Linked DNA regions of Mus musculus: all the other regions are linked to region 1. Evidence: chromatin loops called from intact Hi-C (ENCODE). Cell type or tissue: left cerebral cortex. All regions are shown on one strand. Each heading gives the region's core, and the rest is flanking DNA. Links, peaks and the distances in the headings are about the cores only.

Region 1 (4,302 bases), core at 102-4,101:
GAAAGGCGTGGGGTTAGAAAGTCTGCCATTATCTGTTCCTTGACCCCAACACCAGTGGGATTTGTGAATCAGTTAACTACTCCATGACGCATTCCAGGCCATACTCAAAATGGGGTAATTCTACCTCCCCACACACTCCAGGCCCTTACTTGCCTCTGCTTTCCCACCCTCTGGGTTCAAAGGGCTCCACTCTGTGTGTGATCCCCACAATCCAACCTCAAGGGGCAGGCACTCAAGCCCCACTTCCTTTTGTCCTCTCCACCTCACACCGTGTTTGCAGAGTGAATATTGTACACCTCAGACTAAATGTTTAACTTGGAGCTGGGACCCCGCCCTCCCACCCCCCAAGATAGAGCCTTTGAGCCAGATCACAAGGTAAACACAGCCAGCTCTTCAGCAGGCTGGGATGCACGGTTTCTGAAAAGGATGACTTAATGGGTTAATCATTGTTTCATAATTATGCCCAGGTCCTAAAGAACTCTGCATTTCACTCTCTAGGTAATTCATATGCTCTTTCATATTGTCTCCCCTTCTGTTCAGAGGAGGGTTGGTTACATTTGTCCTCATGCTGCTCCCACCCCCCACCCCCTACAGTCCACCTGCTCGCTCCTTACCAGCTCCTTACCAGCTCCAAGCCAACGAGCCTTCCCCAGCCTCCATTTCCTCCTAACGCCATTGACTTTTGATCTCAGAGCAGAAGGAGTGCGCTTTTATTAGATTCAATTTGCAGAAAGGCCCCAGCTTCCCTGTGAATCGAGCCATAATAGTCAATGAATAATCACAGGGCTCAGCCAGGCTAGGCTTTAACTCCGGCTCAGTAACTAGGAAACCACCCAAGAAGAGGAAGGGGTGGGGGAACCAAACAGAAAAGGTAAATGTGTATCTGTTATGTTCCTGAGTATGTAACTGATCAAGGCTGAGGTGGGCCAACCACAAAGCAGAGGCCTGTCTAGCTTATGCTTGGGATCCAGGTTGCCTCCTCCAGAAGGCCAGGCAGAACACAAAGGTGCCTGACGTCTGTGAGAGCTCGCTGGTCTGCCATGCGTGCTTCTAGCCGCTGTTGTTTTACATTAGGTTTCCACATACTCAGACCTGACAGGTTTGGGGTGGCTTTCCTGAATACCTTTCTTCCTCTTCATGTATATGACAGTTTTTTCCCCCAGAGATTTTCCTAAAATGCTCCTAAAAGAGAGTTTAGAAAAACTTATTCAGGAATTTAGAGCCCGTCCCTACCAAGTTCTCAGCCCTGCTGATAAATTCTTTTACAGGTTTGCTTCATCAGCTAATCAAAGTTTAATGACAGGGGTGCTGTGACACTTGGGTACTAACTTCTTTTGTAGCTTTTCTGCTCAGCATTACCAAGAGCTGCCCTCCAGCCATCAGCCTGAGCAGCCCTGAGAGGCTTGGCTCAATAAGGCCTTTGTGGACCAAAGGAGTCCTCGAATGCCCACGGTCTCAGGAGCAGAAGTGATGGAAGGAAACAGTCCTGTTTTGGGTATCTGAACTTCAAGAGATCACTGTGTGTACCAAGCTTCTCAGATACGTGGTCAAGGCGTGAAAATACTTGCAGGGAGATAGGGCCAACGGACACACTCCTTCAGACAAGTCAGTACCTTCTGCTATGTTTTTTTTTTTTTTAAGTTAGCATATGCTGTTCCGTGTCTCCATGGTAACGGGACAGGGACTCTTTCTTCTATTTATGGAGTTCCTCCTTGACCTGGGTTCTCTGGTCTGGACCTGAATACACACTGAGAAGCCATGAGGAAATATCAATTCCCTCTGGACCTAGCTGTTTTAGCTTAGTGGATTAGGCCTTGACTCCTGCAAAGGTGATACACTGGAGAGAAGTATCAGGTGTAATAGTATCTTGATTGGCAATAATTTCAGATGGGGAGTTGCCATGGAAACCAGGAACCCTGCGGTACCAGAGAAGCTGGGGTCTTCCACTCCCTTCCCGGCAAGGCTGTCCTTGTAATGTACCAATCGTCAGTCCCGTGGCCTTGCCTGAGCTTGCCATTTGCAATTTCATATGCCATCTCTGGTAACAACCTAAACTTGAGAAGGAACGAAATAATATTCAACGTACACCTGTGCCTACGGATGAATCCCACAGGTTTCCAACCATGGACTCAACGCCTTCTGACCAAAAAGGAAACCACTCTTTGGCTTGTGTTTTGACCATGAGTTTGGGAGAGTCACGCTGGACTTGACATGTAGTTGACCTCGTAGACCATGTTAAGTAGAACACAGTAGTAGCCTTGAAGGATTTACTAAGACTAATAATAGATGGCGCCTAAGTGCTCGGCCAAGTCGGCGCTGAGACTCGGCTCAGCCCTAGGGGGCGCCATCCGCACCGAGGCAGTAGGAGGGGCCTCTCCAGAGGCAAGCGGCTGCGCCACGTTCTGCTCTTCCACTCGCGACTCCGCCACCCGCCCACTTTGCGACTCCCTAACCCCACGTATGAGTCTTTCACGACGAAGGACCAGAAATCAGGACCCACACGTAGCTCCAAGCACAGGGCAGGCTCCACCGCAGAAGCCTAACCACCCAACCCAAGTGCCAACAGGGCCCCCAGCTCGGACCTGCAGACAGCCTAACGCGGGCGGATACGGCCCTGCCTTTCTAGCTGGACCTCCTGGGCATAACGCCCGAACCGGGCTCCAGGAGCAGGGGCCAGCAGGCAGGCGACAGCGAGCTGCAGGGTCGCAGAGAAGGGCCCGGGAGCAGCGTGGATCCGCCGCTGCCAGAGCGCGCTCTCCTCCCACGCCGGCCTCGCGCTCGCTCCTCCTCCGCGCTCTCTCCGTCACCCCTGCTGTCCCCTCCCCCGGTTCCCTCCGGCCCTCCCCCAGCTCCAGAAGAGCGCGCGGCTAGGAGATCGGGCTGGTTACTTCCTTCACCGCGGCGTTGAGCACAGAGTGGACACCACTGAGGCCCGTCAGTCCCCGCCACCTTCCCCGGCCCCGCGCGCCCGGATCGGCCCTACGGCCTCGTCTCGCCCGGCCTTGCGCGCCGGGACCGCCGCGATCTCCTCTCCCCGCCGCCCTCCGGCTGGCCCTGCCTGCTGCGGCGCGGTAAGAGCGGCCCCTGTGCGCGATGGTCCTCAGCAGAGACTCCGCCCGGGGTGGGGTGTAGTGCGGGCGGCCCCTGATCCCGCCGGGCCATCGCGCGCCCCAGAGCCGCTCCGGCTGGTTCCTAGGCACCCAGTGGCCTCGGAGGGGGACCCAGGCATCGGGCAGGGCGCGGGCAGACCGCTTTTGTTTTGGGGAAGCCAGTGGTCGCCCCGTGCGGTTCCTGCCCGGGGTGCGCGACTGCGTTTCTCGAGAGGGCTTGAGGCACCTGGAGAGGTGGCCGAGGTAGCCCCAGGTTCGGGGTGACTTGAGTTGGGGAGGCGCTAGGCCTGGAAGGATGTGGGGGTGTCCGGATCATGGAACACCTGGGAAGTTGCGGCTCCCGGGAACGTGTCACCTGCTTGGCCAGGTCTGGGCTCCCCTGGGCCCTGGGAAGCCAGTACGGGATACGGTCCAAGTAGGGGTGCTGGTGGCTGCTCTGCTTTTATTTTCTCCTTAAAGCATATGAATGAAGGGGTAACCTGAAGCGTTTGCGTATTTGACTTTTTTTTTTTTCTAATTTACTATTTAATCTCATAAGACTTGTACTAGCCTGCACTCAATTTCAGGGGAGCCTAAAATAGTAGTTGACTCGCTACTTATTTAGAAAGTAAAGCGGTGAGCAGTCCTGGTTGGAGAGAGGAGTCATTTAATTCGCCAGTTGAGAGACTTGCTCCCGCTGTGGAAGCTCCTGTCGGTATCTGCCTGCCTACACCACCGCCAATCCGGAGATACATCTCAGTGTTAAGCTTTTATTAAAATCTGAGTAATCTCGCAGTGCAGTTAATGTGAACACCGTGCATCCCACAGGGAAATAGCCAAACTCTCATATATGGAATTAGTCATTCATTTCTCTAAACTGATTGCTAAGCAAAAGGCAAACCAACCTTCAAAGGGTTTTGTCCTTTTATTTTATTTTTTTAACCTAAATTTATCTAAATACAAACTCATGCTCTCTTATATAAGTGATTACCTGTTCCACTAAGGATACAGTTATCCATGAAATTCTTGTTTAAAAACCTAACTATTCCCAGTTACTACATTTCTGCCATTTTCTCCCATTTCTTGTTACTATTTTTTTTTTTTTTTTTAGCCCATCACCAGTACCAAAAAGTCTAAACTTGAAATTGATTTATCTAGAGTCTTGACTTGTCCCAGGGGTTAGCAAGCACATCCAGTCGGATAAATGAACTTA
Region 2 (4,302 bases), core at 156-4,155, 47 kb before region 1:
GACACACTACACTTCCACAATGAGATCTCTTTTTCCTTTTTTTTTTGGGGGGGGTTGCAAAGGTGGAGGATTAGGGTGTATGATGTGAAATTCACACACACACAAATCAATAAAAAGTTAAACAATAAAAGCAATGTTTTAACAGACTAAAAATTAAAATTTATTTTTATTTTAATTTTTTAAAAGAAGAAATCCAGTAAACATGCCCAGCATGTTCACAGTTCCTTTCTTGAGGCAATACAAACTGCATCATTACACAGTTTGACTAGAGGTGCCAGAGCCCCACCCCCACCCCCACCCCAAGCCGGCTGCTTAGAGTTTCCTACAGGCATGTTCATCTCAAAGCCTGAGATGAGACCCTGTGAGTGAATTTCCCTGAGCTAAACCTTTCCCATGTCAAAAATCCATCTTTGTGCCACTCCTGCAAACACAAGTCCTGCTTTGCTTTCTGCCTCCTTATTTTGTACATAGCATACATCCTTCACAGAGACTGCGAAAATAATTGATTTTCATGCTAGGACATTAATTGTTGCCAGGGTACAGGACCCTGAGTCCACTACAGAGATATAAGTCAGCTGGCTTACTACCTGTGATGGTTAATACTGACTATCAACTTGACAGGATCTAGGATCACCTAGGAGATAAGACTATGACAATACCTGTGAGAGAGTCTCTTGATTATGTTAGTCAAGGTGTGAAGACCCACCCAAAAACTAAATGAACGCCATCATTCTCTCCCTACACTGGGGTCCTGAACTGCACACCAGGGAGGAAACCTGCTGAACACCAGGGTATAGCCCTCTCTGCTCCCTGACAGCAGATTTAGCACAAAGTGTGCAGCTCCCTCTTCGTGAGCTGCTGCCAAACTCAGGCCTTCCCCACTGTGATGGTTTGTATATGCTTGGCCCAGGGAATGGCACTATTAGGAGGTGTGGCCTTGTTGGAGTAGGCGTGACACTGTGAGTGTGAGCTTTAGGGCCCTCATCCTAGCTGCCTGGAAGTCAGTCCTTTCCTAGTGGCCTTCAGATCAAGATGTCCTCCCCATCCATGCCTGCCTGGATGCTGCCTTGCTTGCACCTTGATAATGGACAGAACCTCTAAACCTGTAAGCCAGCCCCAATTAAATGTTCTCTTTATAAGAGTTGCCTTGGTCATGGTGTCTGTTCACAGCAGCAAACCCTAAGACACCCACCATGACCGACTGTATCCTGGAATTGAGAGCCAGAGAAGCCTTTCCTCTCTAAAGCTACAGGAAAAGTAACGAAGACACTAGCTTTTCCCAAAGGGTTTTGAATTGATACTGCCTCCGGGCTCAGAGAGCAGAACCCAGCTTTTGGAGTGAGTTGCTAGCTGATACCTGGTGTATCTCAGCTCAAGGCTGGGGTCTTCCTCAGCCCCTGGCTGAGTCTGCTCATTTAGATCCCATACCTTCCAAAGACTGGAGCGAGAATGAGGTAGGCAAGCTCTGGACCTTGCTTGGCTCACTCTAGTAAATGAATAAGCCGGCTCACTTCCTCCTCAGCGCTCTGGCATCCCAGCATCCTTAACGCGCCAGTAAGCTTGCACACAAAAGCGGTCCGATCTTATAATTAAATTAGGCGCTTGTGGGAAATGGCACAATTAAAGCCAGAAAATAATTTAGAGGGACGGAGTCCCACTAGGGTGGGACTTTTCTTATTTAGTGGAGAGGAAACACAATTATGGAGCTAGCTTATTAAAACACCTCCTCACATAACCGGGCTCCTCCCTGAGTACCGGGCGCCTGCTCCGTATATGAAGCAGAGCAGTACCGCTTCCTTCCTCCAGATCAAATTAGAAGGCAGAATGCGTGATTCCCCAGGAGAGATATTCACAGCTCAAAGTAGTCTGGGAAGAAATTTAGTCAGAAATTACCCGGAAATTATCAGGGAAGCAGGTTATTCCCACCCTTTTGTGGTGATAAGATCGGGAAATTATTTTTTTTAATTTAATTTAATTTTGTGTGTGTGTGGGGGGTGAGATTCTCACAACGTTTATTGGAATTTGCATAAGCCTTGGGGAATAAAAGAATAAAAATATACATTTCGGGATATGAACAGGAAAATCCTTGTGCTGTTATGTGGTAAGAAATAAAGACAGTTGTGAATATGACGGCGAGATATTTGTTTTCGTTTTGAGACAGGGTCGGAAATACCTTAGCTGGCTTCTAACTCTCTGTAGAGAGTGATTACCTGGAATTCCCAACCCTCCTGCCTCCTCTACTCTAGCGTTGAGATTACAAGTGTGGTCCTCACACCCAGTTTATACAGAGGCAGGGATGCACCTAGGGCTTGGTGCGTGCTGGGCAAGCTCTCTACCCACTGAGCTACATCCCAGCCCAGAAGGCGATGCTTATGTGTGCATATTTAATGGTCATCAGTCACATGACCTAGAGCTTGATGATTGGAAGGATCCATCCAATACAAGGGTGGGAAACAGACCTGCAAACCTCAGCCTCTCCACATGTAGCACAGGGATTACAAAAGCTACCCAATGTCGCTTATTTCTTTATCATTACTTATGATTAATTTATAATTACACACACACACACCACACCACAGGGAGCTGGGGAGGTCACGGGAAAATGGGACAATTCCTGTCTCCCTCTCCACTCTATGCATTTCGGATCTGAGCTCAGGTCACTGTGTTGGGTATCGAGTGCTGTTAGAGCTGAGCTACCATGCTGCTCCATCAGCTATCTTATTTTATTAAAGATTTTATTTTAATTGTTGGTTCTGTGAATCTGTGTGTGGAGGATAGGTATGTGCATGTGTGCAGTGCCCCAGAAGTCAAAAGAGGCTGTGAGATCCCCTTGCAGCTGGAGTTACAGGTGACTGAGAGACGCTACAATATTATTGCTACAATATTTTATAAATTTTAAAGAATGTGATAAAAAAAAGAAAGGTATTGCAGGTTTTGAAGTGGGGAGGGCTCTCTGGGAGGAGTTGAGGTACAAAAGGGAAAGAAGAATGTCATGTAAGTCTATTTACTCAAAATATGTTTTTAAATGTTAACAAATTCAGATAAATTGAAATTATTTATCTTTTCTCATCATAATGCAATAAAACTTAAACCAAAGGAAAAAAAAGAACATAAATACAAATACACACCTCCATGCTTCTTCCCATGGACACACAAGCACACACACACATCCATCCACATACAAGCACCCACCCACACACATGTACACACACACACATGTACTCCCATGCACACGCACACACATACATGCACACACATGCACACACATGCATGTCACACACATGCTACAGAGAATCTGGTTCACTCCCATGTTCATCTGATGAGTAATTACCATTAATTCCATTACCATGTCAGAACAGGGGAAACAGGCTTGAAGAGTCTGAGTAATACCAAAGTCATATGGCCAATAAACAGCTCACCCCTGAACCATGTTTTAGGAAATCAGATCTCTCTCTCTCTCTTTTTTTCTTCAGTAAATGGAACAATGGTCTCCTGAACAAAGAGGCAGCTCTGCAATGCCCAGTCAGCCCCCACCCTGCACAGAGCCGCTTGCCACCACGGCCGTAACAGAAGTGCATGCTGCCCTCCTCACTCTTCTCCTGTTTACACAAACTTCATTCTGCCATGGTTTTAATAACATCAGTTCTCCGCTAGCATAGTTCAAATGTCAGGCACCATGGTAAACCCACAGAGGCAACAGAGATGGCTCTTTACCCACTTCTGTGACCAAATACCTGACAAGAAGCAAACTAACTCACAGTTAGGAGGTGCAGGCCATCACGGCAGAGAAGGCCTGACAACAAGAGTTGAGATGGGGACGTGCTGTATCTATAGGCTGCATACTGGTTTAAATATGCTTGACCCACTGGAAGTGGTAGTACTAGTTGTGGCCTACTGGAGGGGTGTGGCCTACTGGAGGGGTGTGGCCTACTGGAGGTGTGGCCTACTGCTGGAGGTGGTGTGGTCTACTGGAGTGTGGCCTATTGGAGGGGGTGTGGCCTACTGGAGGAGGTGTGGCTCTGTTAGAGGAAGTGCATCATTGTGGAGGCAGGACTTTGAGGTCTTTATATTTGTGCATGCAGTGCATGCAGTGCATGCAGTGTGTGCATGTATGAGTGTGAAAGTCTGGCCAGTGTGAAAATGTCCCCTTGTACTGCCTGTCGGTAGACGTAGAATTCTCACCTCCTCCAGCACCATGTCTGTCTGCACACTGCCATGCTTCCCACCATGATGATAATGGACTGAACCTCTGAAACTGTAAGCCATAAGCCAGCCCTAATTAAATGTTTGCCTTTATAAGAG
Region 3 (4,302 bases), core at 68-4,067, 140 kb after region 1:
TATCCTTTCTTTAGGTTCTTTGTAACCCAGGTATCCTAGTGGGCTGCATCAAAAGGACTTGTTCAGATCCCAGCCCTCAGGCCTTGTGAATGTGACCATGTTTGGAAATAAATCTATTTATTTTTTTAAAGATTTATTTATTAAATGTAAGTAGGCTGTAGCTGTTGTTAGACACTACAGAAGAAGGAGTCAGATCTCATTATGGGTGGTTGTGAGCCACCATGTGGTTGCTGGGATTTGAACTCAGGACTTTCAGAAGAGCAGTCGGTGCTCTTAACCGCTGAGCCATCTCTCCAGCCCAGAAATAAATTTAGATTTTGAGGGTTTGATCAGGTTAAGGATCTTTAGAAATGGTCTCCTGGGTTCTGGCGGACTCTACACGTATGACTGCAGCTTCCTGTCAGCACAGGAAGGGGTGGAGTCACACAGGCAGACACAAGTCTGGGGAAGTGTATCTGCAAGCCAAGGCACTCTTGTTGTTCCCAGCTGGGAAGTTCTGGCCCTGCTGACCTGTGACTTCCTGTACCCAGCATGCAGTGAGAGAACAGCTTCCTGTTCCTCTCAGCCTCCTCATGGAAAACAAACACCAGTGCCATCAACTCCCTTGCTGAAAATCACCAGGTCTCATTTGGTATCTTGCTTTGTGGAAAATTATGGATCGCAGAATGGACCTATTATATGGCTACAGGCTCATATGAAAAGAACCAAAATTCTCGGTTGGGTTTGATTACCTGATAGATTGGAAGCTGTAAACATCATCATGAGCTTCCGCTCTTCCAGGAGACCCTAAGGAAGAAAAACAGGACTCAGAGATGCCTGAGGCTGGAGGATTATCACCACCCTAGGAGCAAGCCAACCTTGTATATGAACTTCCAATACTGAGCTGCCACATGGAGGGGTGAGTACAAGGCCCTGCTCTGAGTTAGAAGCCAGGATTCCCCCATCTTTGTTACTTTTCTATTGCTATGAAGAGACACCATGATAAAGGCAATGTATAGAAGGAAGAGTTTATTGGAGGCTTATAGTTTCAGAGAGTTAGTCCATGACTGTTATGATGGGGAGCATGGCAGACAGGCAAGGCCTGGTGCTGGAGCAGCATCTGAGAGCTTACATATTGAGACAAGAACCCCAAGGAAGGCAAGAGGGAGAGAGGAGCGGGGGTGGGGTGGGGGAGGTTTAAAAAGCCCATCCCCAGTGACACACCTCCTCCAACAAGGCCACACCTCCTAATCCTTCCCAAACAGTTCTACCAACTGCAGAACAAGCATTCAAATATATGAGCCTATGGAGGCCAGTCTCCTTCAGAGCACCACACAGCCACACTGAATGAGAAAGAAATTCTTCTTTTTTCACTGTGCTTGGGATTTTCCCCTCACAAACAACAGAACTGAGCGTCAGTCACTTGAATGTTGCATACAGCTGTTGGAGATGACATACATAATGCTGGTGTGGTGTGGATCCACTTAGAAGTTACAGCAGCCCCTGGGCAGACACCCAGTTTTATTTGCAGAACACTAATGAAGATACCACGGGTTAGCACAGTGTAGACCTGAGGCTACCATATCTTGTTAGCTGCATTTTAACAAAGTGGCTTTTAACAAAGCTGACTAAAAGGTTCATGGCACAAGGCTGACTACAAAATCCTGACTCAGACCTTAGAAAGTCGGGGCAGGAGAGAGATGGCCCAGCAAAAGAGCACTGATTGCTCTTGTAGAGGACCTAGGTTCAGTTCCCAGCACCCACATGGTGGCTCACAACCACCAGTAACTCCAGTTCCAGGAGATCCAATGTCCTTTCCTGACCTCCACAGGCACCAGGAACAAGTGAGGTGTACTTACATATATGCTGGCAAAGCACTGATATATACATATATATGTATATCTACATCTATACCCATATATCTACATCTATACACACATATATGTATATGTGTATGTATATGTGTGTATAAATGTAGATATACATATGTATATATGTATATGTATATATACACACTCACATATATACATACATACATATATATACACATAACACATAAATACACACACATATATACACATAACACATAAATACACACATATATATATACACATATATACATAAACATACATATATATAATAAAGTAAATCTTAAAAAAATAGAAACTTATGCAAGTACTGGTGGTTTTGGGATGTGTTCTACAGAGCTGGACTTCTTAAAAATACACTGTGAGCTGAGCATGACAGATGATCTCCACAGAGTCCTAACAGGGGCAATAAGAATCCTCTTCCCTCTCTGGAGCAGTGCAGTTGATGAATAGCCATGGCCCCCACTGCGTGGGCACCTGCAGGCTGCCAACAAGAACAGGCCTATTTGTCACTGTGAATCACGTCGCTGCAGCACTGACTAACTTCCAGGAATCAGATGGGAGAAATGATATGTTTTGTGGTTTGGCATTTGGAGCTTAGCCCTGGCTTCACTGGTAACTGCCAACATCTGCAAATTATCAAGTACTTGAAAGAAATCAGCTGCCACAGTCAGCTGTCCCCATCATTCCCACATAGGGGCCAGCCTTCTTCCAGGCCACGGAGTGAAGTTCTGAGGCCAGGAGCTTTTGGGGCAAACCCCAGACCCCTGAGCTAGTAACACTAAACACCTGTGAATAGGGAGAGTGTATACTGTGCACACAAACTCTGTTAGACTCTCGCTTTGTCCATGGTTGCCAAGGCAAAGGCAGTCCTGTGTCAACGTCAAAATTCAGGTTCATTTGAGAAAATTCAACAAAAGGGAGTCCTGTATTCAAATTCTGGTCCTGAAATGCAGGAACAGACGCTTTGATCAATCAGGAAGAACAGATCAGATGTTCAATAAGCCTAAATCCTGCCCAGAAAGTTGGCAGGATTGAGCACCTCACCCAGGCATCCATTCTTGCTTGCAAAAACTAGTGGGCTCTTGTGACTGACTAGAAACAACAGGGCAGATGTTTGTAGGCCTCACCCAACATCTGCCCCGTGGTGGGGAAGGCCTGGGTGTTGCAGACCGTGCTGGAGTTCCCTGCTGGGTGGCAAGGCAATTAGCCGGTGCCGCATCACGTGCGATCTAATTACAGGGGGAACGGCAAGCTGCTCTGCACGGCTGTGTCATTTTTCCTCCGTTAATTTTCTCTGTAACTCACATGCATGTCATAAAGGTTAATTAAAAGCTTGAGCAGACTCCTATCCTGTGCAACTGGATCAAAGAGTATGGAGTGGCTGCCCTTTGTGCCCAGAACCAGAGGGAGAAGCAAGCCACTGAGTTTAGAGTGAAATCAGGTACTTGTAAAGAGAGGCTGTGACAGCTTCTGGTAAAGTCAAACAAGTCAAAGCAGACGTCACTATAATGGAATTATGACAGAGTTGGATAGATCACTGGACTGCTGAGGAGGTGGGCAAAGGAAGCCACACCCTGCTGGGCTCTAGGAAGACTTCTCAGAGAGGTAAGTTCCTAAAGAGGTAACGTGGGTGATTTGAGGAAGAGTGAGGGTGGAGGCCACAGAAGCTAAGAAAATGCAGGGATAGAATTGAAACTGTGAAAGAAAGGGGGATCCATGATTGAAACCTGCAGGAAGATCTGGGGTCCAGATGAGTCTCCTGAAGGGGGCTAGAAATGCAGCCATGTTGATAGAGTTCTCCCTTGCCATGGGTTCCATGGCTAGTACAACATAAGCTTAGGTGGAGATACACACTTCAGAAGCAAGGAGATCCGAAATCCAAGATCATCTCAACTGCACAGCAAAGGCTGCATTGGATACAGGAGACCCTGTCTCAAAACAAAACAGTCTCCTGCAGAGACTGTGTCCTTTGTGGGAAGGGAGACGACAGGAGGTGGAGAACGTCCAACCTCAAGCACTGAGATGATCGAGGATTGACACTCTACCAAGTCAGAACGGCCAAGGCATCGTGTGAGCAGAGCCTGTGGCATCTAGGACTTGCCTGTGGAAGGCCATGAGCTGACCGGCTGCCTGGCTTGAGAACCTTGACCTCAACCTATCACCTCCACTTTTTGGAGGTGAACCGAATGATATGGAGCAAATCCTTGGTAGTCTACAAGAGAGCTAAAGCATCACATGCATACATGTGTGTGTTGATAAACATCTGCACATATGTGTATCCATCACACTAAAATGACCTCATAGTTTGATGCTATAGAAGGCCAAAGGAGTTAGTTCTTGAAGGAAAGTGGACACAATACACTTGCCAAGCAGGAAGATTGTGTGTTAACACTGCCACTACCATTTCTAGCAGGGTGGAGACATCCTCTTACCTAGATATTAGACCTGAATC
Region 4 (4,302 bases), core at 214-4,213, 120 kb after region 1:
CCTCTACTCACTCACCCCCACCTCCACTACACACACACACACACACACACACACACACACACACACACACGAGTTCCCCCAGTAGGCAGCAGGCATGGCCTGGCCTGGTCTATTCTCCAGAAAGCACCCCAATTCCACTAAGTGGTCTTTTCCCCACCAAGTTCTAAGGAACCAGAAACAACACAAGAACTGCCTATCTGGGCTATAGATGCCTTCTCAGTGTGTACCCTACAAAAACCTCATAGTCACCCACAGAATCCGTCAGCCACCATTCAACAACCATGATGGATAGCCACAGGGGACTGATTCACAAAGTCCAGGTAGATCTCCCAAGCCCACACCCTCTGGGCTCACTGTTCCTCCTGACCTCAGCCACCTTGGTCTCTCTTGGGGACTGCTATCACACTCACAGGAACCAACATCCCAATGCCCACCTGGTCCCTGCAGCCCCTACGCCTGTGGCTGCCACCACACAGGTCATTTCTGACTTAGTTCCTGCACCATTCTCATTGCTCAGAGGGTGAATTTCAAAAAGTCAAGTCCCCAGATCCCTCCTTGAGGTCGCCCTAGCCCTCTCCCCTCCTTCTGCCCCTCTGTCTCCCTCATAAGGTCCTCTCCAGCTGGAGCTTCTCCTTCCTTTGCCACATGGTGTTCAGGCCCTCAGCTATGAACTGGTCCCTGGGGCATCAGCTAATGTGCTGCTCTCAGGTGACTTTCTGCAGAGCCTCCTGGGAAAGGCTAGACTGTGGTCCCCTCATGCTTCCTTTGCCAAGACAAATCCTAAACACAAGTACCTTAGAACACCAGCATGGTGGTTCATTTCTACAGAAACTCAGCCATTTTCAGAATCCCTTAGGAGGGGATGAGACAGGTGGCTCAGAGGTCAGAGCACCCCCTTGCTCTGGCAGAGAACCTTAATTCCCAGTGACTTACAACCAATTTACTGCCTGAGACTCTGGCTCCAGGGGCTCCATCACCTCTACCCTCTGAGGGGACCAAATTCACATATATATGTAATGTCCTCCACAGAGAGGCATAATTAAACATAAATATAAATATAAAAAGGCAAGGGAGTCCCTCCAAGAGCTACACCCTGTGAATTTCTGTGAGGGCATTTCCAGGAGAGTGACCATGGAGGGAGAACAGACCCTGAGCGAGGATGGTACCACACTGTGTGCTGCTGGCCTAGACTGAGTCAAAGGGGAGGAATGAGAAAGCCAGCAACCAGGCTCCTGTTTGCCTCAGTCTGCTTCCTGGTCCATCCACAAGAACAGACCCACCCAGCCTCGCACCCGCTTCTAGCTCCTCACCCACCTTACCTCTTCCGCCCCTTCCCCCACCTTGCCTGTTCCACCCCTCAAACTGTGATCCTAAGTAAACCCTTCCCTGCATAAGCTTCTTTTGTCGGGAATTCAAAAGAATTTTCAGCAGTTACTGCGGATAGATGCCCTTACTTGAGGTCGGTAGGCTCAGCCATTAGCCATCGGGATGCCCAGCATCCTAACAAATGGCAGCGTCAGGGTTGTGTGCGCCTGCGCCACATACACCAACTATGTCAGCATCCCCGAAGATGCTAGAAGAGGTTCCGCTGTACAACCTCCAAAAGAACCAGTCCTGCTGAGACCTGAATCTTAGCTGTGAAGCTGTGTGAGACAAAACAGGTCGGGCGTTTAAGCTTCTTAGACTGTGCGCTTAGTCTGGGCAGACCTACTCAGTGAAGGCCACTACCACTGTACCCTGAGCTAGAGCGGAGGGTCACATGCTCAGGGCCCCTGCATGGGCTAGGACAGAGGTGAGCTGGCTAAGTTCGGTGGCCAGCCTGTTACAATTTGGACACTTGTGGCCAGGTCACTATACCGTGGTGACATTAGGGGTTCCTGCCGCAGCATCCAGAGTCTCCTCTCTGCGGTGTCCTAGGACACTTACTATGTTGGCAGCCAGCGGGTGAACTCAGCTATGTGGGAGTCACTCTGAGCTGCCGGCAACCAGCCTTCAGAACACTAAGGAACCTAGCTAGACTCTGGCTGCAGCTGCAGGCTCTCACTCTCCCTAGAGAAGCAGGAGCTGTTCCCTCGGGCAGCTCCCCAAGGCACACAGTTGCTTGTGCTATACCCTGTTCCCTTCAACTAACTGTCCAGGACTGCTGCTGTTTGTACACCTGAGCTTAGAGCTGAGGTCCCAGCTTGGGCTCCAACCTGCCCACCACTCTCTCCCACGCAGTGCTCACCCTTGCCAGAGGTTACTGTTTCCTCATGTGCTGGTATCTGCCAAGGGTGTTTGTTGGCTTTTTATGTGTTTATTGCCTGAACCCCAGCTTGGTTCCGTGGAACAGGATCCTATGGTCTTATCCCAACCCACCCCTACCCCCAATGTCCTTGGCCAGGAACAGAATTTGGCACACAGTGGGCAATTTGTGTGTGTGCATGTGTATTTATGGGAGGAGAGGGGGAGAGAGGGAATTTCTATCTTTAGCTTCTCCCTAAAGAAGCTTCCGAAGGCATTTTTAGAACACATCGAGTATTTGAGAATATGGGCCTCGTAAACTCTGTTAAAAAGATTTATGCCTTGGGCACTAACTTTTTCTTTCCACTTTTAAATATCACTAGTCCACCATGTCAAACAAGAAACTTACAGCTCTAAAACTGAGGCCTTCCTCCTCTCTCCCTTCTCCCTCTTCCTTCCTCCTCCTTTCTCCCTCTTCTTCTTCTTACTCCTCCTCCCCCTTCTCCCTCCCTCCTCCTCCTCTCACTCCTCCTCCCTCCCTCTCCCCTCCTCCTTCCTCCTCTTACCCCTCCCCTCCCCCTTCTTCCTCCCCCTCTGCCTCTTCTCCTTCCTCCCTGCCTCCTTTATTTCTCCTCTTTCTCTTCCTCTCCACTTCCTCCTCCTCCTCCTTACCCCCCCCCCCCATACTTTAAATAGATCCTAAGAGACTAACACAGACACTGGGCAGACACCGCTGCAACTCTGACCATGCTCACTTGCAGAGCAGTCCCCTGCTCTTCCTGATGCCACCCAACTCTTCCTGCTTGTTGAAAAACAACATTGGAGATTTCTGAGGGGTCCCCTGGCCCGCTTGCTTTTGTAAGTTCATGAGAACACAGATACCACCATTCTGTTTATAAAAGCCACAGTGTAATCTCAGAGTCCAGGAGTCGGAACATTAGGACAGGGGCCATATGGCTCCTATGGCCCCTTAGGAAAACATTCGTCTGCCTTTGCTCCACACAAAGCCTGGTGACCAGATGGTCTCTGCCCTGCCTGTGGTCTGACCCTAGGGTGGAGATCAGGGGCTCACTGGGTCCCACCCCTTTCCTTCCTGGGTACATGGAGCCCATGGTTCCCAGCCGAATGACAAACAGAAGTGATCCAAGTACTTCTTGGCAGAGGCAGCAACCTGACACCAGGATAGGATCTTACTTCCCTTCCCCACTCCTGCCCTGGCACCTGGCAAATGTCCAAGAGTGAAGCCAGCCCTGTGAGTGGTCATGATAAACAGAGCTCTCCCGTGCCGCCTGCAGTGGACTGACAAGGGCACAAAATGAGACTTTCCTCCCAATCCTCTGAGACACCAGGGTGTTACTGCAGTCAGTCCTGACCAGTCCTGGAGTCTTTGGTGAGAATCATCCATCTGAATTTCTCAAAGCTTACAAATGTGGCTTTGCCCCTGTCACAGGTAAACATTTTTTTAATTAAAACTGTCATTTCCTCCCTTCATATATATCTCGGTTCATTTAGTGTTACCTGTATGATATATACGGTTTCCACAGTTGTCAGGAGAACACTTTTGAGCAAAACACTAATGGTTTCTTTTCCCCAAGTCAATGGCAGTTTCTTACCACCTCCAAAGGCATGAAAGACTGTTCTAGAATGCCAGCCCTGGCTGCAGATCCCCAGGCTCATGATAGCCCATGAGTGGAAAAACTCTCACTACTAACGATGTTGGTGATAACAGTAAAGACATTTTAGCTAGGGTGGTTACCATGGCAACTGCTGAGCGTATTTAATCTGTACCTCACAGTATAGGGTTGTCCGGCTCCTTTTTTTTTTTTTTTTTTAGAAGTAAGGAAGTTAAGGCGAAAGAGATGAATTTCACTGGATCCCTGGTAGCTGTCAAGTCAGAGAACTTCTGTGGGATACTGAGGGAAGCCAGAGCCTGCGGAAAGTGGGGGGCTCCAGTTTGCTTGTGACCTTTGAACACACAGCTCTGCTTATATTTCTGCCTCCCAGGATTGTGGAGATTTCAAGTTGATTTTTCTCAATCTGAAAAAGATATGGTTGGAAGTATCTTGCTGTGTCTGTGAG
Region 5 (4,302 bases), core at 162-4,161, 58 kb before region 1:
GTAGGAGTTAGAGAAAGTACCCAAGGAGCTAAAGGGGTCTGCAACCCTATAGGTGGAACAACAATATGAACTAACCAGTACCCCCAGAGCTCTAGCTGCATATGTAGCAGAAGATTGCCTTGTCGGCCATCACTGGGAAGAGAGGCCCCTTGGTCTGGCAAACTTTATATGCCCCAGTACAGGGGAATGCCAGGGCCAAGAAGTGGGAGTGAGTGAATGGGGAGCAGGGCAGGGGGAGGGTATATGGGACTTTTGGGATAGCATTTGAAATGTATATAAAGAAAATATCTAATAAAAATAAATAAATGAAAAAAAAGAAATGAAAAAAAAAAAAAAAGAAAAGAAAGTAACCAATCCAGGACCCATGAAGATGAACATTTGGAGATTAGGTCTTGCCACATTAAGCTGAGGTCAGACTTGAGGAGGTGGGTCCTAAATCCAAGGACTGACATACTTACAGGAAGGACATTTAGACTTAGACAAGGAACACCAGGAGAGGGCTAGTGACAAGAGAAGCTGAGGCTTGGTGACACAAAGGAAGGAATGCCAAGGGCTGTAGACCATCTCCCAGTGAGTCAGAAAATTAGGCCCCACCACAGCCAAGTGCCATCTGGGCTCAAAGATCTGAGTGTGAGTGCACCTACCTCAGTGGTCTAAAGCTGCTAAAGCCCGCTGTCCCAGCCATGATAGGAAGGCACACCTGAGCAGTGACTTGGAGAAAGCAGCAAAGGAGGTTGTCAGGATGGGAAGGAAGGCAGCTAGGGAAATCAAGTAAGAGAAAACACACATGTCTTTCCAAGGCCGACTTAACTCTCTTAATATGAGCATCTCCAGTTCCATCCATTTCTCTGCAAGTGATGTGACTTCCTTCTTTGGGGCTGGAAAGATTCTTGTTGTGTATGTTAGAGTTAGCTTCAGCTGTCACTCTGACACAGACCCAGAGTTGCTTAGGAACAGGGAACTTCAGCTGAAGAATTGACTTGTGGCCGTGTCTGAGAAGCATCTTCTTGATCGCTAATTGATATAGGAAAGCCTAGGCCACTGCTGGTAGCACCATCCCCTAGGCAGGTGGGCTTGTCCTGTGTAAGAAAAGAAGTTGAGCAAGGTGGAGCAGAGTTCCTCCATGGCTTCTGTTCCTGCCTTGGGTTCCCACCTGGGCTTTCCTTGACGAGGAACTATTGCCTATAAGCTAGATAGACCCTCCCCTCCACAAGTCACTTTGGGTTCTGGTGTTTCTCATAGCAACAGAAAGAAACCCAGGACAGTGTGTTTTCTTTATCTGTTTCCCTGTTGTTGGACACCTAGGTTGGTCCCCTAATTCATGACTTGTGAGAAGTGCTGCAGCAAACATGGATAGCAACTGTCTCTGCGCTGTGTCGGATTAGTCCTCTGGGTAAACAATCTGGACTGCTATGGCTACATCACGTGGAAGATCTATTTTGAGTTTTTTTTTTTTTTTTTTTTTTTGAGAAACCTCCATTCTGCTTTCTGTAATGACATTCCCACCAGCAGTCTATGAGTTCCCCTGTCTGCTTTCTCTCCAGCATTCGTTATTTGCTTTTTTTTTTTTTTTTTTTTTTTTTTGGATGGGGTGTGATGGGATCTATGAATCTTTGGCTTGCATTTCCATGATGGCAGCTGCGGGTGAGTGTGCTTTCATATTGACGGGAGTCTCTGTTCCATCTCTTGTGTTTTGTCTGTTCGTAAACATGCCCTTACCTAAAACACAGAAAGAAGCCTGACTTAGTTTTTCTTGGGCAATCTTTGTCTCCGTGGCTTCATTATTTCCTTATGACCAATTCTTAGCAGAACTTCCAGGTCAGAGGGCATGAGGACGACTGATTAGAGACCTGACTCATGCTTCCACCAGGTGCTTCCAAACAGTCTGACCAATACCGCCCTGGGCCAGCGGTCCTGGGCCAGCGGTGGCTAAGGCCCCAGTCAGTGTCCCACTGACACAAGTTTTCTGACTCAGACACAGTGTCTCCCATGCTCTCCAACCCTGGCTTTACTATGAGGAAATAAGGCTCTGTTCAGTTCCGTGGCTCAGCCAAGGCTAATGTCAGAGCCAGGCAAGAACAACGCAGGCAAAGGAGACCCAGATTGGAAGCCACCCACCTGGTACTCATAGTCCGTCCCAGAATGTCACCTCTCCACCCTGCAACTGCGCTTCTAGCTCCTGGCCACCCACACACTTTCACGCAAAGCAAACAGCACACTATGTCTTTAGAGGTTCCAAAAGCTTTCCCTCCTGGGACCTGGAGAAAATTTCTAAATTATAGTGAAGCCATGATTTCTCTCGCCCACATGCCCATCTTGTAACCAAGTAATGAGGATCCCCTGGGACCAGATCCAACACCAATAAAATGTGCTGGGCCCAGGCTGGTCCACAGTCTGTGTCTGACTCTGAAATGGAAGAAATAAATCGGGCAGCTGCCAAGAAGTCACAGGTGAACCCACAAACACGGTCTCTGTCTTCCTCTCGACTTTAAAACAGAGTGGAACATCTATCCCATGGCTTCAGGCGCATCAGGACCATTGCTGGAGTCTGCTCAAAGCTGTCACTGAAGAGTAATTTATATCACCATTCTGAAGCCAGGGTTTCACACTAAAAATACTCCCACGTCTTTCAGAACTGGGAGGTCCTAGTTTCTTTTTCCAAAAACATACCAAAATGAGCTTTAAAAATAACAATTGAGCTCTTGTATCATGAGTTTTGCCTTTTCCATTTACTTTGAAAAAAAAAATGTACTCAGAGAAAGACCTTGTCTTCGTTTGGGTTGCTATAAGAAGATAGAAGATACCATAGGCTGACTAGCTTAATCAACAACACAAGTAATTTATTTTTTTCTTCGTTTTTTCCGTTTTTTGAAAATGGATTGTTTTTCTGTCATATATGAAGGTTCATGTTCCTCAACTCCTCCCAGTTCCTCCCAACTTCCCCTCCCATGGGGATCCACCCCTTTCTGTCCCTCATTAGAAAACAAACAGGTTTCTAAGGGATAATAATTAAATAAGACCAAAAAAAAACATATCAGAATTGGGCAAAACAAACAAACAGAAGCAAATGGCCCCAAGGACAGACACAAGAAACAGAGACGCATGTGTTCGCACACTCAGAAATCCCATGAAGACACTATGCTGGGAGCCATGAAATACACACAAAGGACCTGCTGGGTGAAAAGAGCAAAGGAAAATATATACATAAAATTAAATTAAAATTAAACACTAGTTTGATTTTCATTTCCCTGGTGGCAAAGGATGCCAAACATTTCCTTTAAGTGTTCCTCAGCCATTGTGTTTCTTCTTCTGAGAATTCTTTGTTTAGATCTGAAATTCATTTTTTTAATATTGTGTCATTTGTTTTCTTGATGTCCAGTTTCTGAGTTCTGTCTATATTTTGGATATTAGTCCTGTATCAGATGTGAAGCTGGTAAACGTCTTTTCCTGTTCTATAGGCTGCCTCTTTGTCTGAATGGCAGTCCTTTGTGGTGCGGGGGCTTCTCAGTTTCGTGCAGTCCCATTTATTAGTTGTTGATCTTGGTGCCTGTGCTAACAGGGTTCTGTTCAGAAAGTCTTTTCCTGTGGTAATGAGTTCAAAGCTATTCCCCACTTTCTCTTCTATAAGGTCCAGTGCATCTGGCTTTATGACCTATGTTCATTTGGAGGTGAGCTTTGTGCAGGGTGATAAGCGTGGATCTACTGAGATTCTTGTGCTGGCATCCAGTTTGAGCAGCATTTGTTGAAGATGCTGTCTTTTCTCCCTGTGTTGTGTGTTTCTGGCTTCTTCATCAAAACTCAGGAACCCATAAGTGTATGGATTTATTTCTGGGTCTTCAATTTGTTTCCATGGATCAAAACATGTCTGGTTTTGTGCCAACCGTTTTTATTCTTCTACTTGAGATTGGGGATGGTGAGATAGCCAGCAGTTCTTTCATTATCCAGGATTGGGTTTGGTTATTCTGTGTGGTTGTAGTTAGCGTGTGTGTGTGTGTGTGTGTGTGTGTGTGTGTGTGTGTGTGTGTATGTGTGTTCACCACTTGCATGCCTGGTGTCCACAGAGGTTAGAAGAAGGTTCCAGAACTGTCCCCTGCCCTGAGAACTGGGGTTATGGACAGCTGAGAGCCACCTGATAGGTGCTGAGACCAGAACCCAGGTCCCTTTCAAGAGTGACAACTGCTTCTAAAGACTAAGCCACCCTCTAGTCTCTTTCTGGCTTCTTTTTAGAACATTAAGCCTATTTGTAAAGCTTCTACTCTCTTAACTCAACCACTTTCCAAATACCATCTGTGTCACCACCTT
Region 6 (4,302 bases), core at 100-4,099, 240 kb after region 1:
TAACTATCCCTTCCTGGTAAAGAGCCACATGGGAGAAGGAAGACCTGCCTCGGAGAGGTAGGAGCAGCCATCTTGCAGCCAGACAAAGCGGCAGCCATCCCAAAGAGACAGCAGCAGGAATAAGGAAGAAGCCCCGGTCTTTGAAGTCCGCAGTGAGTGAGTTGCAGCAGGGTGAGGCATGTGAGGTATGTGCTGTACTGACTTGCTACTTAAGCCTTTTTGGTTGGGCTTACTCGTGGCTTACAGTCTTTAGCACCCAGCGGATATCAACTCTTACCCCCTCACTCGGACAGAGGCTTTCTGTCCGCACCTGCACGCCTCACCTCTGCCTTCCCTGATCTGGCTTCTGATGAAGCCTCTTCCTATACTTTGTCACCTTCTCCCTGTGTTCTCATGTGGTTGTCCCCTGTGTGGATCCAGATCCTGACCCCACCTAAAGGGACAACTGTCATGGCTGATCAGAGACCCTGGACAGCCTCATCTTAATCACTCTTTCCATGTTCCTGAGTAGTGTGTGTGTGTGTGTGTGTGCGTGTGTGTGTGTGTGTGTGTGTGTGTGCGTGCGTGCGTGTGTGTGTGTGTGTGTGTGTGTGTGTGTGTGGTGTGTGCTGTGATATATGTGTATGTGGTTTGTATGTGTGGTATAGATGTGACTGTGTATGTAGCGTGTGTGTGGTATGGTATGTGTGTGTGACCTGTTTGTGAAATGTGTACAGTATATGTATGCTACATGTATGTGTAATGTGGTATGGGTGTGTATGTGTAGTGTGGTGTGGGCTGTGTATGTGTGTGTGTGGTATATGTGTGTGGTTTGCATGTGTAAGTGCTTGTGTATGTGTGAGTGTGTGTGATCTGTGTGTGTATTGAATGGGGTGCAAGCAGGCATGTACCAGAGTATGTGTGTGGTATGTTGCACCAGGGAACAACCTCAGATATTAGTCCTTATCTTCCACCTTCTTAGAGACTGGTCTCTTGTATGCCATACACACCAGGCTAGCAGTGCACACCAGGCTAGCAGTGCACACCAGGTTAGCAGTACACACCAGGCTAGCAGTACACACCAGGCTAGCAGTTCACACCAGGCTAGCAGTTCATACCAGGCTAGCAGTTCACACCAGGCTAGCAGTGCACACCAGGCTAGCAGTGCACACCAGGCTAGCAGTACACACCAGGCTAGCAGTGCACACCAGGCTAGCAGTGCACACCAGGCTAGCAGTTCACACCAGGCTAGCTGGCCTCCAAGCTTCTTGCTGCTGTCTCTGCCTCTCATCTCACCGTAGGAACATTGAGATTATAGATGCAGGCTACCTTGATGGGCTTCTGGGAATCTGAAGTCATGTCCTCACACTTGTGTGGCAAGTCCTTTACCCACTGGGCCATCTTCCCAGTCCCCAACCCATGTACCCTTATCACGTGTATAATTTATAAAGTAAGGCTTTATGAGGGAGTGGCTTGCATACGTCACACAGCTAATGCAGTGCAAATCTGAGCATCCTGCTACCCTTGATACCACAGTGACGACACCAGACCCCACAGGTGACTCCTCTGAGTAAGGGGCCCAGACCTGTGTGTTGTCCCAGGCTGCCCAGCAACTGTCATGTGTTCCGGGCAGAGAACCTCCTTTCTAAACTGGAACCTAATCTGTGGGGCAGTGTCCCCTGAACCAGCAACTAACTATCCAGAGCACATCTATTCCAAAGATGTGTCAGAAAGGGCAGGGGGATGACTCTGTGGATATGGATAAAGTGCTTGCTGCAGTTCATGTCTCTAGCACGCATGTAAGAGCCAGGCACAGGTAGGTGTGATCCGAGAGATCCAGGGGCTGCAGTGGTTAGCCAGGCTACCAGAAAACAAACTCTAGGTTCAGTGAGAGACCCTACCTCAAACACCCGTGTGAAGCGTGATGGAAGAAACCCCTGAGGAGCCAGAGAAGGGCAGGGAGAGAGAGAGAGAACACGAGAGCATGGACCACTGACTGCTGCCTGTTCTCGGTGTGTTTACTATAAACAGAGATCGTTGATGTAAACATGGATATGCTATGGTGCTTTATTTTTAACTCTGCTGGGAAGGTGGCCATAAGCTCGGTGACTCACTGCAGTGTTCAAACTGAACGTTTCCTCACATCCCCCAAATTATACCCTCTATGTGGAATCAGAAATCACGGGCTCAGAGAACAGCCTTTATAGTACACGGGTACAAAGAGCAGAAAATGCGTAATGCCTCACACCTAGAAGCCAGTCCAAAAAAAAAAGGCGCCCAACGCCCGTATTACAACGCACATCTAGCGCCACCTTGAGGACAAGATGTGAAAGTGACACTGGAGGCCCAGAACCCAAGCCAACTGTGGGAAGACGGATTAAATAGAAACACAGCCAGCTGAGGTCACCACTGTCTCAAGGCTCCCATGAAGAAACAACAGTGCTGACTCAGTTCGTCCTGGGCCTCTCTTGAATTTTCTATCCAAGAAATACACGCTGTGTTTGCAAGTTGCACCAGAGCTTGGTTGGTGAAGTGGGGGATGGTGCACCCATGAACAGGGGCTCCGGCGGCCAAGTGGAGATGCTAAACCCTGTGCATGCCTTTGTGTGGGCTGAGATCTGTTTTCAGCGGATTACTATAGCACCCAACACCATCCAAAAAATGTCAGACAAGTTGACCACAGCAATTAAGTTGTCTGCCATCTGCGAGGGGCTTGGCTTACAGCTTACTGAAGTTAAATATATTTTGAAAAGAAAAAAAGCCAAGTTTCTCAATGTTTTGCCTATCTGTCAATCTCAACCACGTTAGCCTTGGAGTGTCTGAAGGGAGGATTGTTCTCCCTCAAGGAATCGTTTAGCATTGGCATGCTGAAATTTCAGAACACAAGGAGCACTCCAAAAATGAATTACTCCTTGAGAAACCCCGATTCTAATCTTGGGGTTGGCAGAGCCAAAACCCAGCTAGAAAGTGAGCCAGGCTGCAAGATGAAGGTCTTCTATCATCACCCCAGATGACAAGTTCTTTTCCAGAGGAAAATTTCCCTGCATGCAAACCCAAGCTCACATTCCTGCCTCTGTTTCTTCAAGCCATAGAATTATCTAAAGGTGACAGTCAAACTCACAGTGCGACACTCACAAAAACCTTTACCCTCTGAGCTGCATCTCCAGGCTGAGCTGTAGGAGAGGAGGCTGGATCATCTGTAATCCTACTATATACCTGCCCAGAACCAGCCAGATCCTTTCCAGTGGCCCAGCTTTGACCAAAGCAACTTTTCATTCTTCTTGGAGGCAAAGTATCCCAGGACCAAGAAAAGCATTGTTGAATGTTGAATGTTTCCCCTCTGCACAAGGCTAGGAAGACAATGTGACTTTCTCGGGTGATAGATGGTAAAAGACAAAGCAGTATGTGGTGCCTCACATCTGCAATCCCAGCTCTTTAGGGATAGGAGCAGAGGGTTTAGAGTTCAAGGCCTGGATTACATAGAGAGACTCTGTCTCACAGAAGAGGGACAGAAGGAAGTTGATGTGGCTGGGGAGGGGTGGGGGAATTATGGTGGAATGCTGATAAACTGATTCCCTAGGAAGAAAATCAAATCCCCTATGTGAAGCTGTTTCAAGTTCCATGATGTAAGTATGCCTACACTGGCCAATGTCCAGCCATTGATAGTTTAACAGTCAGGTGGCAACACTCCTAAATCCTCAACAGCTATTTCCCAGAAGCTGCAGGAGCCAGCCTTCGCTCAGAAGTATCTTGGCAGAATGGAGAATGACCACCACTGCCCATGTGCTTAGTAATTTGTGTATGTATGCCAATAGGTCAGCCAGCACTGATCAAATGCCAACAGAGACACTGGAGAATAGAAGAGAGTCTTCCATTAAGACCCTCGAGGACAATGGCTGGTTTTATTGCTTGTTTGATCTGTTCAGAATACTCTCTCCCCTTCTGGATACTTTGCTTAAAAAAAAAAATCAGACCATGGGAGGAACATGGTGCCAGGTGTTTACACAGCATGACCCTGGGCTGAGACATGGTATAGACTGGAGCAGACACTGATGGGCAGGAAAGCACTGTGGGGACAGCCACTTGAAATAGAAAGTCACTTCCCTTGATTCAAAAAGACTAGACCTAAAGGAGAGTCAGGGAGAGATAGAAAGAGAGAGAGACAAAGATATATATATATATATATATATATATATATATATATATATATATATATAGAGAGAGAGAGAGAGAGAGAGAGAGAGAGAGAGAGAGATTTACACAGCAAGCACTCTAATGACTAAGATGACCCTGCCTCCTCCTTACCTGTCAGCCCTAGTCTTT
Region 7 (4,302 bases), core at 126-4,125, 130 kb after region 1:
GCCCAGCACAGCTTTAGACCTGTAGCCTTGTCTCCACCTCCAGACAGCAGGGATATTTCACAGTGCTGACTCTAGTCATCAATGTTTGAAGGGTGAACTTCCTGTCAGGGCCTCAGAAAGGAAGGAAGGAAGGAAGGGAGGGAGGGAGGGAGGGAGGGAGGGAGGGAGGGAGGGAAGGGAGGAGAGAAAGAAAGAAAGAAAGAAAGAAAGAAAGAAAGAAAGGAAAGAAAGGAAAGAAAGGAAAGAAAGGAAAGAAAGGAAAGAAAGAAAGAAAGAAAGAAAGAAAGAACAAGAAAAGAAGGAAGGAGAGGAGAGGAGAGGAGAGGAGAGGAGAGGAGAGGAGAGGAGAGGAGAGGAAGAAAGCAGAGGTCCGTTCAGTTCCACATGTCACTATTCAGATCTCCACCTCAGGAGCCACATCCTACCCAGGGTCAAGGCGTAGAGGAAGGGACTACATCTCTGTTCCCTCATTGGACCCAAGTCACCCAAGGGAAACTACTTACCAGGAATGTGCCTCAGTTTCCACTTCTATCAAAAAGGGTAGCACTAAGCCTGCTCCCAGTGTAGATTTAGAGACTAAAGGGACCCTAGGGTGTAAGGACCCTGGCCCAGCACTGGTGGAGGTAATCCTCAGACCGAGGCACCTCTGAAATGACCTGCCTCTGACCTCATCACAAAGGGAAAAACTGAACTTGGAAAATATATATGATTTTTCTGAAGTTCACACATCTATTAGGTGGCAGATTCATCTCACCCCAAAATCAAACTCACTTTTCCAGAATTTGAGAAATTTAGATACATATATACCTCCAAAAAGGCAGCTGCCGCCAACCTCCAGCCTCTGTTGGGGATTGGTTCTAATGCTTTGAATTAATCCAGCTAGGTCCCCAAAATCAGGAATCTGCATGCCCAAATGCTGAAGTTTTTTCCCCACAATTGTTTTTCAATCCATCAATAAAGAAGCAACTGCCAATGACTGGGCAGGTAAACTGAGGCAGGACCTTTAGATTTGCACGGGCTAGGAACTGGGAGAAAGGAAAGAAAGAGAATCACCTGCTACCTGTGACAATCGGGAAGCTTGCCACATGGCCACTTCCCCAAATATGTTTGGGGTAGCAGAGATGAAATATAGATTTTAAAAGATGTTAACTAAGAAGTACTGGGGGAGGGGGTGTTTGCTAGCAGCGGGTAGGATTAGACCTGCCCAGCCTTTGAGCTAGTCAAAGCACTTAAAATTAACTATGTGTGTGTGTGTGTGTGTGTGTATGTGTGTGTGTGTGTGTGTGTGTGTGTGTGTTTCATTCGCAAATCCAGAGGGCTCTGGCTGGTGGCTGGGAGCAAGACCTGTGCCTATCACCAAGCAGTTTAGCTAAACTCACCAAACTCACTGCTACATCTCTCTGCTGGCAGCTGTGCGTCCTCTGTGGCAGCTTTGCTGTGATTCTGTGATTCTGACCCACTTCTCCTGGAGACCCTAACTCAACTAATTGTAGTCGCTGCGGAGCTTACGCCCTTGTGATGACTTGCTAGGGGCCAAACTCTCAATCAGCCCCAATGGCTGAGTGGAATACTAGACACACAAGAAGTTTTCATGTGACAAACTCCAGGGACTTAGCACCATTTAATTCTTGGTGGCGTGGGAGATTACGTCAGAGCCAGCCTGTGACACCCATGCCTGCACTGGTTACTTTACTACAGCAAAGTATCTGACAAACAAGGCCTTTGGAAAGAAGACTTTATTAGGTCTTGTAAACAGAAGGTACAGTCCATCATATTTGGAAGCCATGACACCAGAGGTGTGAGGCAGCTGGTCACACTGCACCTGCAATCCAGAGGCAGAGAGAGGAGTCTGGTCTTTGTTTTCTTCGGTCCGGGAACCAGCCTATCCGTTCACATTCAGCTGGGTCTTCTCACACTAATGAACGTAATCTAGAAACTCCAGATACCCAGAGAGGCTTGTCTTCAGGGTGATTCTAGACCCTGCCATGTTGACAGTCAATATTGTCACCATGCCTGGTGGTATCCCTCACTGCGCCGGGGTCTGCTGTCTCATTGGCATGTACCTGCTATCCCTGTGGTCACAGGTGACGTTGGCACAGTGGGGTCAGGTCTAAAAAAGCAACTTCCCCTCCAAAAGAAGAGAATGGGTTTCCTGCAAGCCTGTCCTTGCTGATTCTTGCAGGACCTTCAGCCCCTCCTCCACTCCCCCATGATCCTGTCTGTTCTCCCATCTCAGCCCACATACCAGCTTCCCTCCATTGTCTGTGTTGGAGGTAACTCTCCTCACAGCTGCTCGGAGGGCTGATGAGTCATCATGACCAGAGGTCAGTGCTGAATGACAGGATGAAGGAAGGAAGCACAAACAATGATCAGCGCTGATCTTGTTCCATAAAGCAACACGTCACTGCTTTTGAGGCGAACACCACTTCTCCCTGCCCACTCCAACTCAGAAGACGGACTTCAGCCCAAGGCAGGCCCAGTACCCTGAGTTACATCCCTGTTGGCATCCTCATTAATCTAGACATTTGTATGAGCCACACTTTGGCCAGCTTCAGGACTTGTGTGAGGACAGAGAAGGAGGGGATCCTATTTGAAGCAAGGAGAGAGGCTTCCCCGAGGTGCATTGCCACACAGCTGCACTCCATCTCCATCACTCCCACAGCCTGCGCAGGCTTGCTCTCACAGCCAGTGCTGACTCCTGTAAGCTAACGTGCACAGGCTGCCCCCCCCATCCACCCCCGACTCCTTTTACTCTGTTCAACGGAGCTGCATCTAAATCAATTACAAAGCTCCATCCACCTCCCCAGCCTTCCTTCTGTGTCTCTTAGCTCACCTTGTACTTTTTGTTGAAAGCCAAGCATACTGTACTGGGTCAAAGAAACCCAGCAATCGTTACCATGGAGACTGCTGGTCTTGGGTTTCTGCTCCCATAACTTGGAGTTCTCTTTGTCTTCCTAGCTGACTCTCTAACTTCAGGAGTGGGGTAGTGTTTTGTCTTATGACCTCAGTTCTTTGATTAGCTGAAGCCATGAATTTTCAGTGTGCCGGGCCTCTCTGCTGTTGTGTGAACAGGACCTTCCGAGCTTCTTAGACGCCCTACAGAGACGGATAGCATCGAAGCGGGGAGATGTCTGAGTCAGCATAGTGCTTGCTGTGCCAATGAGGACCTGAGTTTAATTCCTGGAAGCCATGTTTTAGAAAGCCAGGAGTGGACGCCTATGCATTTGTTTTCTCAGCACTGGGATGATGGAGAAAGACACAGGGGGTTGTGGGACAGGAAGCCGATGTAGCAAGCCGGAAGGCCTGTGGGAGCCCCTGTCTCAAAAAAGGGGGGGAGGTGTTTGATGCCTAATGTTGGCCTCTCTCCATGTCCACTTGCACAAATGTGTACTCACACAAACACACATCCACATGCATGTACATGCATCCACATGCATAAACATAGAACAATCAGGAGGAAACTAGAGATTCATCCATTCCTTTTACTCCCCAAATCCATACCACCTTTTGATGGCTACCTACACCAATGTCTCCAAGATGCTGCTTATTCTGCTATTCTGCCAGCTTTATCCTGGGGATTTGCCACTCCCACCCCACACACTCCCCACACATACCCCTACCCTCACTTCCCATACCCTCATTGCTATGTTTCTGACATGTTTAGGTCTAGCTAAAGGCTGCTCTCTTTCTCAAAAATAAAAGTTTCCTGAAGTCCTAATCAAAACTTCTGGTGGGCTTGTTCCAGTTCTCTGTTGGAGACAGTCCATCTGACATGCTCGCCCCTGACACTGTAGCCTGAGTTCTGCCTCTCTCAGGAGATTGAGCACCTTGGCCATAATGGGCGTGGGCCTGGCCATCAACCCTCGCCCAAGAGCACATGATGAACAAATAGTAGTTGATTAATGTTTGTGTCTCTCAGGCCCCATGCGGACAGGCAGACACATTGGATGAGTTTCCAAAAATATTTTAGTTGACATCACTGGCCTATATTTTTAGGAAGTGACCAAGAATGAAGTCAAACGCCTTCATACAAACGCTCGGGCCGAAATTAAGATCCTGAGGATACAGCTCGGTGTAAAGAAGTAGCTAGATTATACCATTGGGAATTTTCTTAAGAACTGTGGAAGGGGGTAAGAACGGAGCAGAGAGACCAAGAAAAACAAAAGGGAAGAGCGTTGAAACCCACAAAGGAAAGGGGAAGCTGCGCAAGACAGCCCAGGAGGGACTGCTCGAGGCGCGGAAGTGCCGCTTCCTAAAGCCATTAGTGTTATTGCAGCAGAAACGCTTGGCTCCCTGGGCTGT

Evidence for each region. A loop is a pair of places that touch in the nucleus more often than their neighbours do. Peaks named below come from ENCODE experiments on the same cell type or tissue, not always from the same donor. Only the 100,000 strongest peaks of a DNase experiment are listed, where the experiment ranks them.
Region 2: a loop joins it to region 1, with 3 times the contacts of the local background. A loop is called at or near these places in 13 of 42 quality-filtered maps.
Region 3: it touches region 1 in a loop (2.8-fold over the local background); 4 of 42 quality-filtered maps call a loop at or near these places.
Region 4: it touches region 1 in a loop (2.8-fold over the local background); 13 of 42 quality-filtered maps call a loop at or near these places.
Region 5: a loop joins it to region 1, with 3 times the contacts of the local background. A loop is called at or near these places in 9 of 42 quality-filtered maps.
Region 6: it touches region 1 in a loop (5-fold over the local background); 14 of 42 quality-filtered maps call a loop at or near these places.
Region 7: it touches region 1 in a loop (2.5-fold over the local background); 10 of 42 quality-filtered maps call a loop at or near these places.

Annotation. Positions count from the first base shown.
Region 1 is chr16:95,699,574-95,703,875 of GRCm38, forward strand. It overlaps Ets2 (E26 avian leukemia oncogene 2, 3' domain), which reads left to right and starts at 2,834. Exons shown (of 10, transcript NM_011809.3): 1 at 2,834-3,071. Gm31989 (a long non-coding RNA gene) reads right to left here and starts at 1,275. Exons shown (of 4, transcript XR_876298.3): 1 at 626-1,275. In left cerebral cortex, for the core only: a CTCF peak has its summit at 2,343; DNase peaks (open chromatin) are centred at 1,608, 1,934, 2,394, 2,792 and 2 more places; H3K4me3 peaks cover 2,041 bases; H3K27ac peaks cover 2,035 bases.
Region 2 is chr16:95,652,765-95,657,066 of GRCm38, forward strand. No RefSeq gene overlaps it. Among named protein-coding and RNA genes, the nearest start is that of Gm31845, 13 kb to the right of the region's middle. In left cerebral cortex, for the core only: CTCF peaks have their summits at 1,811 and 2,011; DNase peaks (open chromatin) are centred at 1,571 and 1,726; H3K4me3 peaks cover 573 bases.
Region 3 is chr16:95,842,472-95,846,773 of GRCm38, forward strand. It overlaps 1600002D24Rik (RIKEN cDNA 1600002D24 gene), which reads right to left. Exons shown (of 4, transcript NR_040484.1): 2 at 732-786. Among named protein-coding and RNA genes, the nearest start is that of Gm32130, 42 kb to the left of the region's middle. In left cerebral cortex, for the core only: no CTCF peak of the experiment used is centred there; DNase peaks (open chromatin) are centred at 2,374 and 3,067.
Region 4 is chr16:95,821,944-95,826,245 of GRCm38, forward strand. No RefSeq gene overlaps it. Among named protein-coding and RNA genes, the nearest start is that of Gm32130, 22 kb to the left of the region's middle. In left cerebral cortex, for the core only: no CTCF peak of the experiment used is centred there; DNase peaks (open chromatin) are centred at 2,040, 2,415, 3,124, 3,394 and 1 more place; H3K27ac peaks cover 505 bases.
Region 5 is chr16:95,641,106-95,645,407 of GRCm38, forward strand. No RefSeq gene overlaps it. Among named protein-coding and RNA genes, the nearest start is that of Gm31845, 25 kb to the right of the region's middle. In left cerebral cortex, for the core only: no CTCF peak of the experiment used is centred there; DNase peaks (open chromatin) are centred at 2,307 and 2,551.
Region 6 is chr16:95,943,308-95,947,609 of GRCm38, forward strand. No RefSeq gene overlaps it. Among named protein-coding and RNA genes, the nearest start is that of 1600002D24Rik, 16 kb to the left of the region's middle. In left cerebral cortex, for the core only: a CTCF peak has its summit at 2,298 (motif pointing left); a DNase peak (open chromatin) is centred at 2,221.
Region 7 is chr16:95,829,399-95,833,700 of GRCm38, forward strand. It overlaps a transcript of 1600002D24Rik not described here. Among named protein-coding and RNA genes, the nearest start is that of Gm32130, 29 kb to the left of the region's middle. In left cerebral cortex, for the core only: no CTCF peak of the experiment used is centred there; DNase peaks (open chromatin) are centred at 2,339, 2,771 and 4,072; H3K27ac peaks cover 386 bases.